2 separate regions of the Mus musculus genome follow, and region 2 is linked to region 1. A link is a loop called in an ENCODE intact Hi-C map of the cell type or tissue named here. Cell type or tissue: left cerebral cortex. All regions are shown on one strand.

Region 1 (8,000 bases):
AAGCAGGACCCCAAATTCCAGTCCCAGCTCTGCTTTGAGGGAGCTGAAGGGCAATGAGAATATCACTAAACTCTTCTCTCAGCATTTTTACCTACCTCTGAAGCAGGTTAAATACCTCAAGTCATAAAAAAATTGTATAAATTTGCAATTCTATGAAAGTATATGTTTTTGGTCTGCCAACTTTTTTTTAAAAGTTTATTACATTTATTACAAATGCTGCTGCTTCTTTCTTTCAAAATTCAGTTGATTTCATTGCTCATATTTGTGAATTCCCTTAGCTGTTAGATACACATATTGCCAGCGGTGGCTACAGAAAGCAATGTGCTGTTTGTTCTCTCTCAAATGCAAGCAATGCCACCAAGGAGGTTATTTTCTGTCGTAGCCTCTGTGCTTGTTTTGTTTTGTTTTTTTAAGTGCCTTCAGTCTTTAAAGAGCCCCTCAACTTTGGTACTAGAATGCTGTGTAATTCTCAAGTACAGGAAGGTTGTGATGTGCTTGGAGAGATAAATGTGTATTAAGTAAGTTTCACAAGTGAGTTATAATGTTGTGGGTTAAGAGCTCAGTGCTAAAGAATTAATATGCATGCGTGTGTGTGTGTGTGTGTGTGTGTGTGTGTGTGTGTGTGTGTGCGTGCATGCGCGTGTATTAAGATCCTTACAGAAACCCACAAAAACAAGGTTAGATATTGAGTGGATAGAAATGTTGTGACATGCATTTCTTCTTGACGTGCTGTGCAATATTTAGTAATCCAGTTGTCACAGTGACTATAGAACCAATCTCCCAGGAAGACCAAGAGGTGCCTGTATCTGTGAAGCATCTCTTTAAAACTGTCCTGTACATGATACTCCTAATGAGTGATTGGCCTGGACCACACACTGCAGGGGGTGCTCGAGCATGGCAGAATCCTTACATTCATATTCTACACACAGACTTCAGAGTATGGATTATGCTCATACTCCACTGAAAGTTTATTACAGAAGAAAGAGCAACAGGATTAACAAATGAGAAAAACGATAAAGCCATGCTCTTAACTAAATCCAATCATCCGAAACACGTTTTTTCTTGCTATAGCTCCATAGATCTCAAACTCAAACTCTAGCAGCTCAAATGCCAAGGCACTAGCTGGAAAGGTTTTTTTTTTTCTTTCCTCTTTTCATCTACTTAATTAGTATTCATAAATGCAAACATTTCTTAGATTTAAACTGTGTGTGGAACACTATCATAGGTACTTAGAATTCCTGTTTTTTTAAAGTTTAGCAAAGAAAAGTAGACAGTACGTGGGTTCATGCCAAGTGATACCTAAAATGCTGTTTCAGAAAAAAATGGCAATGTAAAGGATGAATGGGCAACTGGAGAGAGGGCTCCAGAAAGGCCCTTTTCAGGACAGAAATAACTGGCCAGAAATACAAAAGGCACAAAGGAAAGAACCAACGAGGACTGGGGAAGAACATGCAGACAGAGAAGGGTGCGTGAAAGCTACCCAAGCAAAACTGTGCTTCTCAGGCCAATTAAGGAGACAACAGCAGGCCACAGAGGATTGCTCAGGGGCAGGCGAGAATAATGTTAGGAGGTGCAGGAGCCCCATTAATGAGTCCTGCAGGGGACATGCCCACTTTGTGTTTTATTCTTTTGTTTGGAAAACGATAACTAAGCCTTTTTTTTCTTAAAGTTTTCTGTGCAGAAACTATGTATGAACAAAATAGTGTACAGAACAGCAGTCCAAAAAAGTACAGAAGGAAGGGGTGGCGAGATGGTGCCGGATCGCAGGAACGCTGCTCTTTAGTTTATAGATTCAGCATGCTGTTTAGGCAGGGTGTAGGGACACAGAAGAAGAGTCACAGGACACAGAAGTAGAGAAGACTTCAAACCACACCATCAGAAAGGACACAGACACTATGAATTAAGATGGGGAAAATTGAGAAGGCCAGTTGGTTTGGGTAGGGAAAACCAGGAGTATAATGTCTCTAACTGGGCTGATGACTAATGGATATCCAAGAGGACATGCTGAGCAGACAGTAGGTTCAGAGTTCAGCATACAGGTCAAAAACAGAGACGGGCATATGGAAGTATTATCATACACATAGGTTTTAGAGATCTGAGGCAGAAATCAGCAACTTAATGAATGAGAAGAGGTCCAAAGACTGCACACTAGGATGTGTCCACATTTCAGTGTGAGGAAAATTTGGATATGACAGGAAAATGCCTCAGTAAAAGGTCATGTCGAAATGCCTACAAGCAAAACTCTTCTAGAATGAAAAGTTTATTTTATAAACAGCATACAGAAACAAATCTTCAATTCAAGAGTGAAAGGCAACTTATCACATCAAGCTGGCTCTACCTTCCCAGGGGAAAAATTTTAGAAAATAGGCAACATCTATTAAAACCTCTCCACTCAAAGGCATGTCGTCATGAGAAGAGACTAGTGGAAGAAGGGAAACTCAATTTACAGTGGAAATCAGGACAGCACTGGAGTGCAAGTAAGGTTACTGGTGGGTTTTTGTTTAGTAATAGTATCAAATGGGACTGTTTAAAACACACACACACCATCAAATTCAGTTTAGCACCTGATGAGGTCTTCCAGAAGGAATAGAATAGAGAATCTTTATATACACGCAGAAAGGAGCCCTTGAACACAGTCCCGTGAAACCTCATGAAGTTCCTATTCTGGAGTTGTAAAGCACGGCTGCCCATGACGGATCTAAGGCAGTACTTACTCAGCTGATGGTACACTGGTTTATTTAATCCTTGCAGTTTGTTGGATGCTATAACCGCAAGTTTGCCAGGGGGCTGCATTTTGCCATCTAAGAGATACCACATTCGAGCAAAAGTGGCCCATTGCTAGGAAATAAAGAGAATAAGAAAATTCTAGTTAAAATGGAAACAATTAAAACCATTACTATACACTATTATGGGTATTCTATAACTAATGCCAGCAATTACTTTGAAAAACAGACTATCACTAGTTTGTGTGGGTGTGTAATTTGTTTCCATTACCAGTTCTGAGGTCTTTTCTTGTTATGGCATTAAGATAGTAAGGCATGTTACACAGAAAGCTGAGTGGCCAACTGCCAACTGAAGATTATTCAAGAACTCAGTTCTAGGAGAGCTAAACACAACTATGCAATCAGAGCAGTATAGCTTAGATTCAGTATGTCTATGTGTGTGTGAGAACTGAGAAACCAGGCAAGCACTCTACCACTGAGACCCATCACTAACCCCTTTCATGCTTTTGAGACAAGAGTCTCACCAAGTTACTCAGCTTAGCCTCGAGTTCACCCTGTACCCGCCAAAGGCTTGAAATTACAACTATCCCCACTTCATTCTCTAGAATAGCTGGTATTACAGGCCTGTCTTCCAAGACATCTTTAGGTCATCTGATAAAATCACTGTCTTCAATGCCTCCAAACTAAGGAAATTATCTCTATTCCAGAAAGATCTTGTCCAGGTACTTTCATATGCATATACACAAGGATTATATGCTAGAAAAATACACTTATAAGCTTGTGGTTTCATATTAGTTATCCTAAATTTTAAACTAGCCTATGCATACGCAAAAGACAAGTTTACCACATTCCATGTGAACTAATACTTTAAAAAAGCTTGATAAATAATAGAAATACTGCCACATGTCAACTTGCTGTCAAAGTTTTAAATATTCACATCTGTTATTTACCTGATTATAGACAGGTAACAACTACATTTAAAGGAAATGTACTTCAAGTAGTGTTAGGCTAGGAGTTGTCTTGGATTAACATATCAGAAACTAATTCTTTCTCTTCTATCTAGAATCTGCTTCAGTTTCAGTATTCCCTATGAGTCAGCCTTCCGGTTGCCCAAACCAGAATTCTTAAAAGTTATTCTTGTTTCTCTTTACACCCACATTCAAATCTTTAATATATATTGTGGACTTCTTAGAACTCCAATGTTTCAGCCTGACTTGTAAAATGAGTATTTTGTGTGGTACACTAAAATAGAATTCTAACTGAATTCTCCCTTTAGCCCTTCAAAGATCTCCCATCTGTGAACAGTTTATCTTCCACCTGGCGGCTTGAGTGCTTGCTTGATCCTTCTGATGCCTAAGACTTCTAGGTCAAAACTCTACAACAGGTCTTCATTCTTTATAAACAGTCTTAAGCAGCGCAGGCTTGACTTCAAGCTCACTAAGTATCGGAGAAGGCTGGCCTTGAACTTCGGATCTTTCTCCCTCCACCTCCCAAGTGCTAGGATAACATGCGTGCACCATAATTCCAGGTTTATGCGGTGTTGGGGATGGAACCCAGGCATGCTACGCTACATCAGCTACAGCTCCACACCTTCCCTTCCCCCTCCCCTACTGTACTAAACAAAAATAAACATCTTTTAGTGGTTTTTACTGCCCCACGTCATTCAACCTATTATTTCACTTTAGCTCTCTTTCCGCAAGGAACAAAAGACACGAAAGGGGCAGACTGAGGAGAGAAAGGAGCCAAAACAAAGATATCAAGTGGTAGGCAGACTCACAACCCTCTGGTAAGTGACTCCTAAAGCATTTCTTGGGTACGGGTGTCAGCTTCCCTGAAAGCTCAGCTTCTGCACTAAATCCCTGTGAACACTGCTCTTCATTTTCGCCAGCGTACTGAGCACACTATCCTGCCCGAAACGCGCAAACTCACCTGGGGCGCCCTAGAGAAGCTGGACATGCTCTCCGACCCGCGGCGTCCTTTACTTTGCACCCGCCCCGCCGGGGAACCAGCACCACGGGTCCGGCGGGAAACACAGACACCCGAGCATGAAGGTTCCTACTGCCGTCGCGTGCGCTCATCTGCTTCCCCGCCACACTCGGGTCCCCGCCGGTAGCGGTTTCGTTATGAGAGGAGCAGAGAGTGTGGCTCCTGAGAGAATAATTTCCCACAATAATTGGCGGGAAAACCGACGTAGGACATTATTTTGCAGCCAACCTGAGCGGCAGGAAACCGGAAGTGCACGTTGCGCGCGGCTCTTTTGAGACCTAACACTGAGTCCGGGCGCGAAGAGGATGGATCGGTACTTGCTGCTGGTCACCTGGAGGGAAGGGAAGTTTCGATCCGTGGCGGGTGGGGAGATCGAGCCTGGCACTGAGGCGACATCCCTGGAGAGCACCGACAAACAGCCCGGTAAGCTCTGGGCGGAGAAGAGGCGGGAACGACCGGCGGCGGGGAAGCGAAGGATTTGAGTTTCTGATGAAATCCCGGAGGGAGGCGCATAGGTCGAATGGTCCCGGGAACGTGCAACTAACTCTCTGAAGTAGTTTCTATAAGAACTGAGCAGTAGTATGTCAATGGAAAAGATATAAAGTTGTGGGTATTAGATGCCAGTGTCCCAAGTGCTTGGTGAACTGAATATTTGCCTGGTTGAATCTTCTGGTGGCATAGTCATCGAATTTTTGCTTTTAGGGAAGGTATGCTTGCAGAAAGAAGTGTCCCTTGGCGTTCCTACCACCTTGAAGAAAGCACAGAAAGAAATGATAGGTTCTGCAGATCTGAGTTTTACATTCTATGAAGGAAACATTCCACACTAAAAAAAGAGAAATGACCAGCTTTAAAAGATTTTAGCTGCATTGCTTTTTTGGCGTACTTGACTAATCTCAATATTACGTTTTCCTTGTTTTGATTAAGCAGACATTTTTAGGAAGAAATGTATATAGTTCGTATATACTTCTTTTGGAAGGAAGTTTTGATTTCTTGTTACTGATTAGCATATACAAATGAGGAGACTTGGCTGTTTTCTCTGCGGTGTCAGCACTTGAATAGACTTGGTCAACATGTATTCTGTCTACAACTTACTGGCCTTCAGATCCTCTGATAGTGAAATGGAAACAGGCCCTAGATTATGTTAACTCTTGAGTTAGATGACTGAGTCAGGTCTTTATTTTTATAGATTTGACCGCAACCAATATTTATCACCTCTTGAAGAGAAGCATCAGCGATTCAATCCATCCAGATGACAGTACATTCCCTGGTAAGTACAGAAGTGTAATGGTAATGAAATTCCTCTCCTATCCACCACCACCCCCCACCCCCAAAGTCTGACACAGCATTTTTTTGGAAATCAGTCAGTTTGATAACCTAGGAGTACAAGAAAGACTTGTTGACTTGAGAGGCACAGGGCTATGGGGGTATCTTAAAGAAAACCTCAACTACATTACTATTCCTTCCTGATATTTGAATGTTGTAAGTTTTTATAAAAGTTATTCTGGGTTCCCATTGTGAGAGTTTTGCTTCCATATAACCCTTGCTCTCCTGGAACTCTTTATCTGTAGACCGGCCTGGCCTTGAACTCACAGAGATCTGCCTGCTTCTGTCTTCCCAAGTGCTGGGATTAAAGGCATGTGCCACCACTGCCCTGCTTGTGGAAGGGTTCTTGTCTTGAGTAAAGACAACCCGTTACAGCTCCCACTCTGCCTTCTTTACCACATGTGGGTGTTGTTTTCCTGTCTATTTTACTGATTCTCTTAAAGCAAAAACAGCTTTGAGTCATCTGCTTTGACTTTCTGAAGTTCTCACTACTTTTTTTTTTGGGGGGGGGGCAAGAAATCTTCCCTACTTTTAGTTCTATTGGTACTTTACAAATATATCTATTTGTAAATGTATTTGATAATTTTCTTCTCTTTTACTTCTCCATCTGATAATATCCTTTAAGGCCCAGAAAATATGAATATGGAGACAGATCAGATCCTACAAGCTGAAGGAAGTGTCTATAGTTGGCAGGAAAAAATAGCCTCCTTTTGAGAGCTGCAGCTCTCATGATTCTGTTATAATCGGCTCCCTTCCTTATTGGAGAACCTCTAGTCTCGGGGGCAGCTCTCACCACTAAGGATTGATTTCCAGTATGTAGGCACTGTACTAGCCTGTTGTCCACGTTCTAATGGTACTCTTATTAATTTCTGAAGTTGGTAAAGTTTAGCGAATTCTTTAAAACATTCTAGACTGGGTTCTCATGAAAGTATTCACTCTGCTTGGAAGGACAGGGTTTCTTATAAGACACCCCTTTTGTACAGTAATGCAGAACTCTGCAAGTGATGTGTACTGAAGGCATGCAAGACCATCCCAGTTCAATAATCAATTAGACAGTAGAATTGTTCCATGACCTGTAACATTCCTATCAAAGCTAATTAAAAACTCTTGTTGGTTTTTAATGGCTCAGTGGGTGGGGTTGCTTGCTCTCAAGGCTGATGACCTGAGTTCATTCCCCAGGACCTATACTGAAGGAGAAGTGCAGCGCCTGCAAGTCATCTATCTGATCTCCACACAGAGTGTGACACATAGGTGTCTACACACACACACACACACACACACACACACACACACAATGCAACTAAAAAGAATTTAAAACACTGATTGTTTTAAATATGTAAGACAGTGAAAGAAATAGTAAAGATAATATTTACTGTGTGTTCTGTAGGTTATAACATGAGACACAGTGCAATTGAAGTATTTTGTTTCTTTGTTAAATCTGCTGAAAACAGTCGGGCATCAAGTTCTACTTTGCCATCATAGAACTTATACAGATTTAGCATCGTTTCTGTGCTTTGGCGACTTGTACTCTAGTTCTATCAGCTTCTAGTGTTTTTTCTTTGGGCTGTCAGTCTTGCGAACTATCCATGCATTCCTTTAATTTGACTGTTTCTTGCTAGCACCATTTTCCCTGGGACAGACATCGTTACCGGTTTTAGCATGTTTGTCACAGTAACTAACCTAGAACTCTATTTATATAGGTTTGAAAAGCACTTTAGCACCCATAACTTTGTTTTCTTGCTATTCTTCATCTTTCTCAGCAAATGCCTTTTCTGGTTATCTATTGGAAAAAATTACTACAATGAGTTTACATCAGAAGACCAGGAAGAAACAAAATTTAGATATTTTGCTTTCTCTGCATAAAATTGAATGGTAAGATGTTCAGTGACTAGTTAGCACACTGTGAAAGTAGTGTCACGATCAGTCACTGCATGGTACCTTTTTTTTTTTCCTGGCAATGGTTTGCGT
Region 2 (8,000 bases), 450 kb before region 1:
GACAGACACCATGACCAAGACAACTCTTATAAGGAAACATTTACTTGGCTTACAGGTTCAGAGGTTCAGTCCATTACCATCAAGGCAGGAGCATGGCAACATCCAGGCAGGCATGGTGAGGAGGAGTTGAGAGTTCTACATCTTCGTCTGAAGGCTGCTAGCAGAATACTGACTCCTAGGCAGCTAGGGTGAGGGTCTTAAGCCCACACCCACAGTGACACACCTACTCCAACAACTTCATCTGTCACTAACTCCACAGGTCCATTGAGAGTCTAAAGTTATAATTCTTAGGTCCAAGTTAGCATTGATGTTTTATATAGATAATCTCAGTCAATATTTCATCTTGTGTCCTTGCACCTGTAATAAATTGTTCTTCCTCTTACGACCTTTGGGTTTTACAGCCAAAAGGAATGTAACAAAAGGAATCCAACTTCTTAATTGAATCTATTTTCCACTTGGAGAGCAAGCTTTAATATGCATTTAACGATGTCTAAGTGCATTTTTCTGGGCCTTGAATTCGGATGAAGAAGAATGAGGATGCTGGGCTCGCTTATAATGTAATGGACTGAGAAGAAACAGGGGGAGAACTGTCATACACTAGGCAGTAAGAGACCCTGATTAGCTGGGCAGCATGGCTCACATCTGTAATCCCAGCACTCAGAGCCTGAGGCCAGAGGAATCACACACACACACACACACACACACACACACACACACACACACACACACACACACCATGCTCAGCAGCCTTATCTACAGAGTAACTTAGCGGCCACAGAAAAGTCCCTGTCCAGAACACTCAGAAAGGGTTTTTACCATAGAGCTGACTTGAACCCACTGAGTCCAGGCAGCCCTGGATCTTGGGATATCCCTGCCTTTGAGGTGCCTCTTTTCATCCCATGACAACAAAGCAAAGGCTGAGCTGGAGAAATGGCCCAGAGGTTAAGAGCACTGACTGTTCTTCCAGGGGTTCTCAGCTCAATTCCTAGTAACCACATGGTGGCTCACAACCATCTATATATAATAAGATCTGGTGCTCTCTTCTGGCCTGCAGGTGTACATGTAGATAGAACACTGTATACATAATATATATATATATATATATATATATATATATATATATATATATATATATAGAGAGAGAGAGAGAGAGAGAGAGAGAGAGAGAGAGAGGCAGAGGGGCAAGCAAAGGCTAGTATAAGCAGAACACGGTATCATTTGTGGTGCTTACATAGCTCCATTCCTGTTAGATGTGGCCATCACATCCCCATATCTGAGGGGACAGTCCTCAGCAGCTAGAGGCTGGAAACAATAACATCTGCAATCAGAGGGATTCAGTGAAGATGCAGGAATGCACACCAAGCACAGGACTGGCCTACAAAAGCATCTACATAGGGAACCTGCCCTCTGGAGTGGCAGTGTAGCTGAGAAACGGCCAGCATTGCCTCTACAGTCACAAGAGTCTCACCTCCCAACCTACCTCTATTGACATGCCCTTAGTACACATGTTTAAGGTAAATTTAGTCGGTAGAAGGAAGCAGCCATGTTTGATAGTATAACTAAGGAGCAGACAAAGTGACAATTCAGAGAAAGATTTGACAGAAGGAGTCAGAGATTGGATACAGCCAACTCTCATGCGAACGGCACAGGAAAGAAAGGCTACTTCAGAGCAGCGCAGGGACAGAGGGTGAGTCAGTCAGTCAGGAGTCAGTGCGGTGAGTGCCGTGCGGTGAGTGCCGTGCAGTAGAGTTGAGTTCGTTCATTAGCCCATGCAATTCAGTGCAGGTCAGCAGAGGCAGTTGAAGCCAGAGAATAAGAAGGAACCAGAAGATTAGAACAAATGGCCAGAGTTAGTTTAAGGCCAAGCAGAACAATTTAATGAGAAGTCACAGAGAAGCCATATTGTGTGCCCTCGCTCAGCCTTGAGCTGGCTGATTTAGACCTTGTTTATGCCACAGCAGGTTAGCCCACCTAGGGTGGAGTCTTCCAACCTAGGTAAAATCTATTGTCCTGCCACATCTGCAGTTTCCTCGATGCCACTACCTGCTGAGAGGCTGAACCTGTTTTCCTGACAGGATCCTGACAAAGCAATGAAGATCCTGGCATGGTGGGGGATGGGCTCCCCCCCCCCCCCCTTTTTAAGTTCAGACTCAAAAAGTAAACTTTGGGCCTTGATCAGAGAACTTTGTCTTTGTTCATTATTTCTCTTGCCACTTTTCCCATCCAACCCCAACTTTCCTTTCAGGAACCCAGTAACCTGTGGCTGCTGGAGGCTACAATATTGAATCAGTCACCTTGGAGAAGAGTTTGAGCCAGAATTGCTGAGTTCTGTCAGCCAGCCAGAGTTCAAAAAGAACTAGAAAGGGTAGGTTTATTCAGCAGTAAGCCTCTGAGACAACAATTATATCAGGCAAAAAAAAGGGACTTTTAGGGCTGGTGAGATGGCTCAGCGGTTAAAAGTACTCACTGCTCATTGAGAGGTCCAGCGTTCCCAGCAACCACATGTTGGCTCACAACCATCTGTAATGGGATCTGAAGCCCTCTTCTGTTATGCCTGAAGACAGCTACATTGTAGTCATAAATAAATAAATCTTTTTAAAAATTAAAAAAACAACAAAAAAGTCACTTTTACACATGCGCATAAACACACACACACACACACAAAGTAAATAAATAAATGTAAAATAGAAATCCCAATAAGTAAATCAAATGACACACCAGACACACACACACACACACACACACACACACACACACACACTCTTTAACATAGCTGTAATCTTGGTGCATGCTACAGCCACCATATGCAAATAGCAAACAGTCATTTATCCCAAATGGCAAACCTTTGCTGATTAAGACTGGAACAGTTCAAGGTACAGTTCTTTGTCAGTACACATAATAATCCCATTCCTGACCATTCTGTATTATGTTAAAATTTCTCAAAACCTATCTCCTAAGAAAGACAGTTGAGATTTCAGATAATTCAAGTCTTTGAGAGTTATTGTCCTAAGGAAATGTGATAAATAGCATACCTAGTACTGGGTCATTAAAAGCCAGTATCACCCCCAATAAATGTGATAGACTGTAAACATGCCCAGGAACCTCTGGGAAGCAGCCATTTCTCCACATTGTTTAGTGTCATTGCAAAAGTAATCAGCAGATGGCAGCACATACCAATATGTTAAATGATGTGGAGCGGTAAGGAGAGCTGAACTGGAGCCAACAGCTTCTTTTCTAATGTGTTCTTACAAAACCACGAAAGCAACACATTACAATATTAAAGTGGGTGTGAATTATGAAGTCCCGAGTGTCTTATGTCTCACTATCGTTCCAGTTAGCTTTTATCTCTTGTCATTTGTTTGTTTGTTTGTTATCAAGCATAGTTTTCAGGTCTCACGTAGGAGCTTGTTTTGCTAGTCTGTTTTTGACAGGGCCAGGGATAAAACCCAAGTCCTTAGCCATGTTAGGCAAGTGCTCTGTGACTGAGATACACTCCTGAGATACCTTACAATGATTTTGTTAAAGACTAGTCCCCTCTTGACAATTCTAAGCCACAAAAATATTTGGATAGCAATAACACAAAATCCCAGCACTGGGGAGGCAGAGGCAGGCAGATTTCTGAGTTCGAGGTCAGCCTGGTCTACAGAGTGAGTTCCAGGACAGCCAGGGCTACACAGAGAAACCCTGTCTCAAAAACACCAAAAAAAAAAAAAAAAGGGAATAACACACAACCCTAAATAGGATGTTTCCGTCAAATCCTTCCCTTCAGAGCTCTGGGAACCCTCAAGAAGAGAAGGCAGAAAGAGTATTAGAGCCAAAGGGGATGGAGGACACCAAGAGAACAAGAATCACTAAAGCAATAGGAGTGAAGATCATATGAACTCATGGAAACTGAGGCAGCATGCATATACCTGGTCCTCTGCATTGGACAGGATATTCTCTCTCTCTCTCTCTCTCTCTCTCTCTCTCTCTCTCTCTCTCTCTCTCTCTCTCTTTGTTTTTCAAGACAGGGTTTCTCTGTGTAGCCCTGGCTGTCCTGGAACTCACTCTGTAGACCAGGCAGGCCTCGAACTCAAAAATCCACCTGCCTCTGCCTCCCAAGTGCTGGGTTTAAAGGCATGTGCCACCACTACCTGTCGGACAGGATAGTCTAAACCATCAGCTCCTTCCATTCACAAAACCAACCAACAACAAGTATAATGGCTGAAGAATCAGGAATCCATTAAAGTTTGAGAACAGTATAACTCTTTTATAAGATGATATAATTCAAGGGTGTGAGGAGGGGATAAATGAACTGGACGCCAAGGCTGAGAACCTGTGATCAGTCCCAGAACCAGCATGGTAGAAGGAACTGACTCCAGCAAGTTTCATGTGCACATATCCACTAAAATATAAGGAAATTTATTTTATCTTTTTATTTTATTTTTGGTTTTTAAACAGAGTATTTCTGTGTAGCCCTGGCTGTCTTGGAACTCAATCGGTAAGCCAAGGTGTTCTCAGATTCACAGAGATCCACCTGTCTCTGCCTCCCAAGTAGGAATGCTGGGATGAAAGGTATGAGCCAGCACCAACTGGTATGAAACATTTTTTTTCAAGAAAATATATATTCCTAGGTGAGTACAACTCAAGAAGTAGAGCCTAGGAAGATGACAGACAGACAGAAGGAGTTTTTGTTAAGATCAAGCAGAAATGAGACAGACTCTTAGAATCAACAGCAATAGTTTTGGTCAGTTTGGTTTTGAGGTAGGATATGATGTGTTTCAAGCTAACCTACTGAATTTGCTATATAGCTAAGGTTGACCTTGTATACTATCTTAGTTTCAGTTTCCACTGCTGTGAAGAGACACCACGACCAAGGCAACTCTTATAAGGGACAACTCTTAACTGGGGCTGGCTTATAGTTTCAGAGGTCCTGTCCATTATCATCATGGCAGGAAGCATGGCAGCATCCAGGCAGACATGGGACTGGAAGAGCTAAGAGTTCTATATCTTCATTCAAAGGAAGACAGGAGCAGACTGTGTCCAGCCAGCTAGTAGGAGGGTCTCAAAGCTCACCTTCACAGTGACACACTCCCTCCAACAAGGCCACACCTACTCAAACAAGGCCACATCTCCTAATAGTTCCACTTCCTGGGCCAACCGTATTCAAACCACCACAAATACTGACTGACCTTTCTTCCATCTTCCAAATGCTTCGGTCTGGATGTGTGGTACCCATCCCAGATAACACCTACCCTATCATTAAGCTTTGTGGCTGATACTATACTTTCACTTTTTTAGTAATTAAGTAATTAGTAATTAAGTAATTAGTAATTAAGTTCATCTTTTCACTTTGTGACTAACCTTCAGGAAGAGCTCATTGCACCAGCACTGCTCAAAATATGATTGACTAGGGAGTGGCCAGGAACCTAAATGAAGGAGGAGACATACTGTTTGTTACTGAGAATCCAAATAGAAACACTCAACAGCAATTTTACAGAGTATTTTTCTCTCTTGACTCCTATAAGGCTTGAGCATATGTTAAGCATGCCTTTTTGATGTAATTTGTCTTGTATTTCATCAAAACGGAACACTTTGAGCACCTGGAAATGCAGACACACACCCAGACCGTCTTCATCCAGACTTTGATACTAGCCTCTAAAGTACCATAAGATGCAGGAGTGAGCCAGCATTGCTGGGAAAGGTGCCTTCACTTCTACTAGTTTCCACCTGTAAGGATTTGTGAAATTTCATTTAATCCACTCAATAACTAATGGGACTGACGCTATATAGCCTTTCCCTCTGAGAATAGAAAATTTCCTCTGAGAAGATAACTGGCTTGCAATGTGGAAGTCTGTCAAGATTTTCAGCTCTTCTGAAATCTTGGTGTGGGATTAATTGCCATAACAATGCCTTCCTGTTTTCTGTCATCATCCACACTCGTAGTTTCTTGAAGCCCAGTTGTTCCAGGACAGTCATGGCCATGGATGCCTATGTGTCCTTAGCAAGCAGTTTCCCCCATATGTCTGCTAGAAGAGTGACTTAAGCAATGCAGTATGGTGTGATCCCTGTATCACATGTAAGCCTAAGGTTTAATCTGTAACTGTAGCTTCCCCCAGCCTGAAGCGGTCTGGTGCAGCCCTTGTCACCACTGAGGTGGGGCCACCTGTGATGCAGCTTTTCGACTTGGCTGTTTTCTTTTGATGTGACAACAGCCCTGCTCTTCTCTGAGATGCTGCTACCTGCTGAGAGACTGAACCTGTCTTCCTGAGATGTTCCTGAACAAGCAACAGCCTGGTGACCAAGTGCTGACAGCATGGCAACAAAGCACCAAGGATGGACTCGGGGGGCCCTCCCCCTTTTAAACACAGTTTCTTAGTAAACTCTCAGGCCTTGATCAGAGAAAATTTGTTTGTCTTGGCTTCATTATTTCTCTCGCCATCTAGTCTCTCTTTCAGCCCCAGCCTGCCTTCCAGGAGTACCCAGTTCATGTAGGCCGGGCTGGCCCAACAGCCTTTGGAACGTGGAGGCAAGAGAATCAGGAGTTTGAGGCCAGCTTTGGCTACATGAGATGTTCTGTTTCAAAAAGCTAAAACCGAAGATAAAATTAAAAGTTATTTTCCCTTTCAGGTCAGGCATTTCCCTAACTTGAATTTTTTTTTTAGCCTTACATTGCAGTAATTTTTTTAAAATTACAGATGTACACAATTTTGTTATTAAAATGTATCTTCAAAACTTTATTTATTGAACTGTTATTTCATGAATGTCACAGACCATCCCTAGAAAGTAAAAATTACTTTTCGTCTTATCAATAGAAAATTGAAATTCAAAGAGCTTTAGTGACTGACATAAAATTATAAACTTGGACAATGGTCGGCGAGGACCAAGATTGCATGGGTGAATGAAACAAATCTCAATATTCTGTATAGTAAGTATAAGATTTAAAACCTGAGAACCAGCAGCTGGGCATAGTGGCGCACGCCTTTAATCCTACCACTCTGGAGGCAGAGGCAGGCAGCCCTCTGAGTTTTAGGTCAGCCTGATCTCCAGAGTGAGTTCCAGGCCAGCCAGGCTGCACAGAGAAACCTTACCTTGACAAACCAAGCAAAAACAAACAGACAGACAGACAGCTGTTACCCTCATTAAGTCTAGGCCATCTCCCTCTGTCACTTAATGTTTATGCTATGGGGCTCTTAGAATACTTTGAACTGAAACCTCTCTCCATTGGTGCATCTTTTAAAATATTTACCTTTGAGGAAAAAATTTACCTTTGGAGGAAAAAATAGAACAGAGCATGGTGTTCAGGTCTTATAATTCCAGCACTTTGGAGACTGAGGCAGGGGGATCAAGGGTTTGATGCTATCCTGGGCTACACAGCAAGATTCTACCCCAAACAATAGTTTTGTTTACCAGAGAATGGACCTTGCAAAGTACTAAATGCTCTACTTTTGTGACCCTAGCAGGTTCAGAGCCTAGTCTTCAGGAATGTCAAGTAACATTCACAGCAGCATATGTTTTGTTATATACTGACACTTCCTGAAGATTGTGACAGTTATCGTAGACACAAGTACCTGTATCTTCCAAAAGGCAAATCCAAAGATACTTCAACAAATGTGTATGGCCGCGGAAGCCATGACTTCCCAGTCAAGCTATGTTGAAGTTTACAAACTAAAAACGAAGAGACACAGTGATGACTTTTAATGAACATGGTAGACCAGCTCGGCCATTCAAATATGTTTAACCTCCTCCTCTTTCTCCTCCTCCTCCTCACCCCCCCCTCCTCCTCTTCTTCTTTTAAAGATTTATTTATTTTATATGTGTGAGTACACTGTCGATGTGGCTGTCTTCAGACACACCAGAAGAGGGTATCAAATCCCATTACAGATGGTTGTGAGCCACCATGTGGTTACTGGGATTTGAACTCAGGACACCTGGAAGAGGAGTGAGTCAGTGCTCTTAACAGCTGAGCCATCTCTCCAGCCCCTAACCTGCTCTTCTAACGGTTTATTGTATTGCTTGCT

Evidence for each region. Peaks named below come from ENCODE experiments on the same cell type or tissue, not always from the same donor. Only the 100,000 strongest peaks of a DNase experiment are listed, where the experiment ranks them.
Region 2: a loop joins it to region 1, with 4 times the contacts of the local background. A loop is called at or near these places in 33 of 42 quality-filtered maps.

What each region holds. Positions count from the first base shown.
Region 1 is chr15:55,552,606-55,560,605 of GRCm38, forward strand. It overlaps Mrpl13 (mitochondrial ribosomal protein L13), which reads right to left and starts at 4,707. Exons shown (of 7, transcript NM_026759.3): 1 at 4,653-4,707; 2 at 2,715-2,838. The coding sequence starts at 4,679. Mtbp (Mdm2, transformed 3T3 cell double minute p53 binding protein) reads left to right here and starts at 4,803. Exons shown (of 22, transcript NM_134092.3): 1 at 4,803-5,132; 2 at 5,896-5,976. The coding sequence starts at 5,015. In left cerebral cortex, no CTCF peak of the experiment used is centred here; DNase peaks (open chromatin) are centred at 4,759 and 4,956; H3K4me3 peaks cover 1,779 bases; H3K27ac peaks cover 850 bases.
Region 2 is chr15:55,103,570-55,111,569 of GRCm38, forward strand. It overlaps Gm9920 (predicted gene 9920), which reads right to left. Exons shown (of 5, transcript NR_045093.1): 3 at 7,551-7,647; 4 at 5,344-5,408. Among named protein-coding and RNA genes, the nearest start is that of Deptor, 4.7 kb to the right of the region's middle. In left cerebral cortex, a CTCF peak has its summit at 3,159 (motif pointing right); a DNase peak (open chromatin) is centred at 3,161.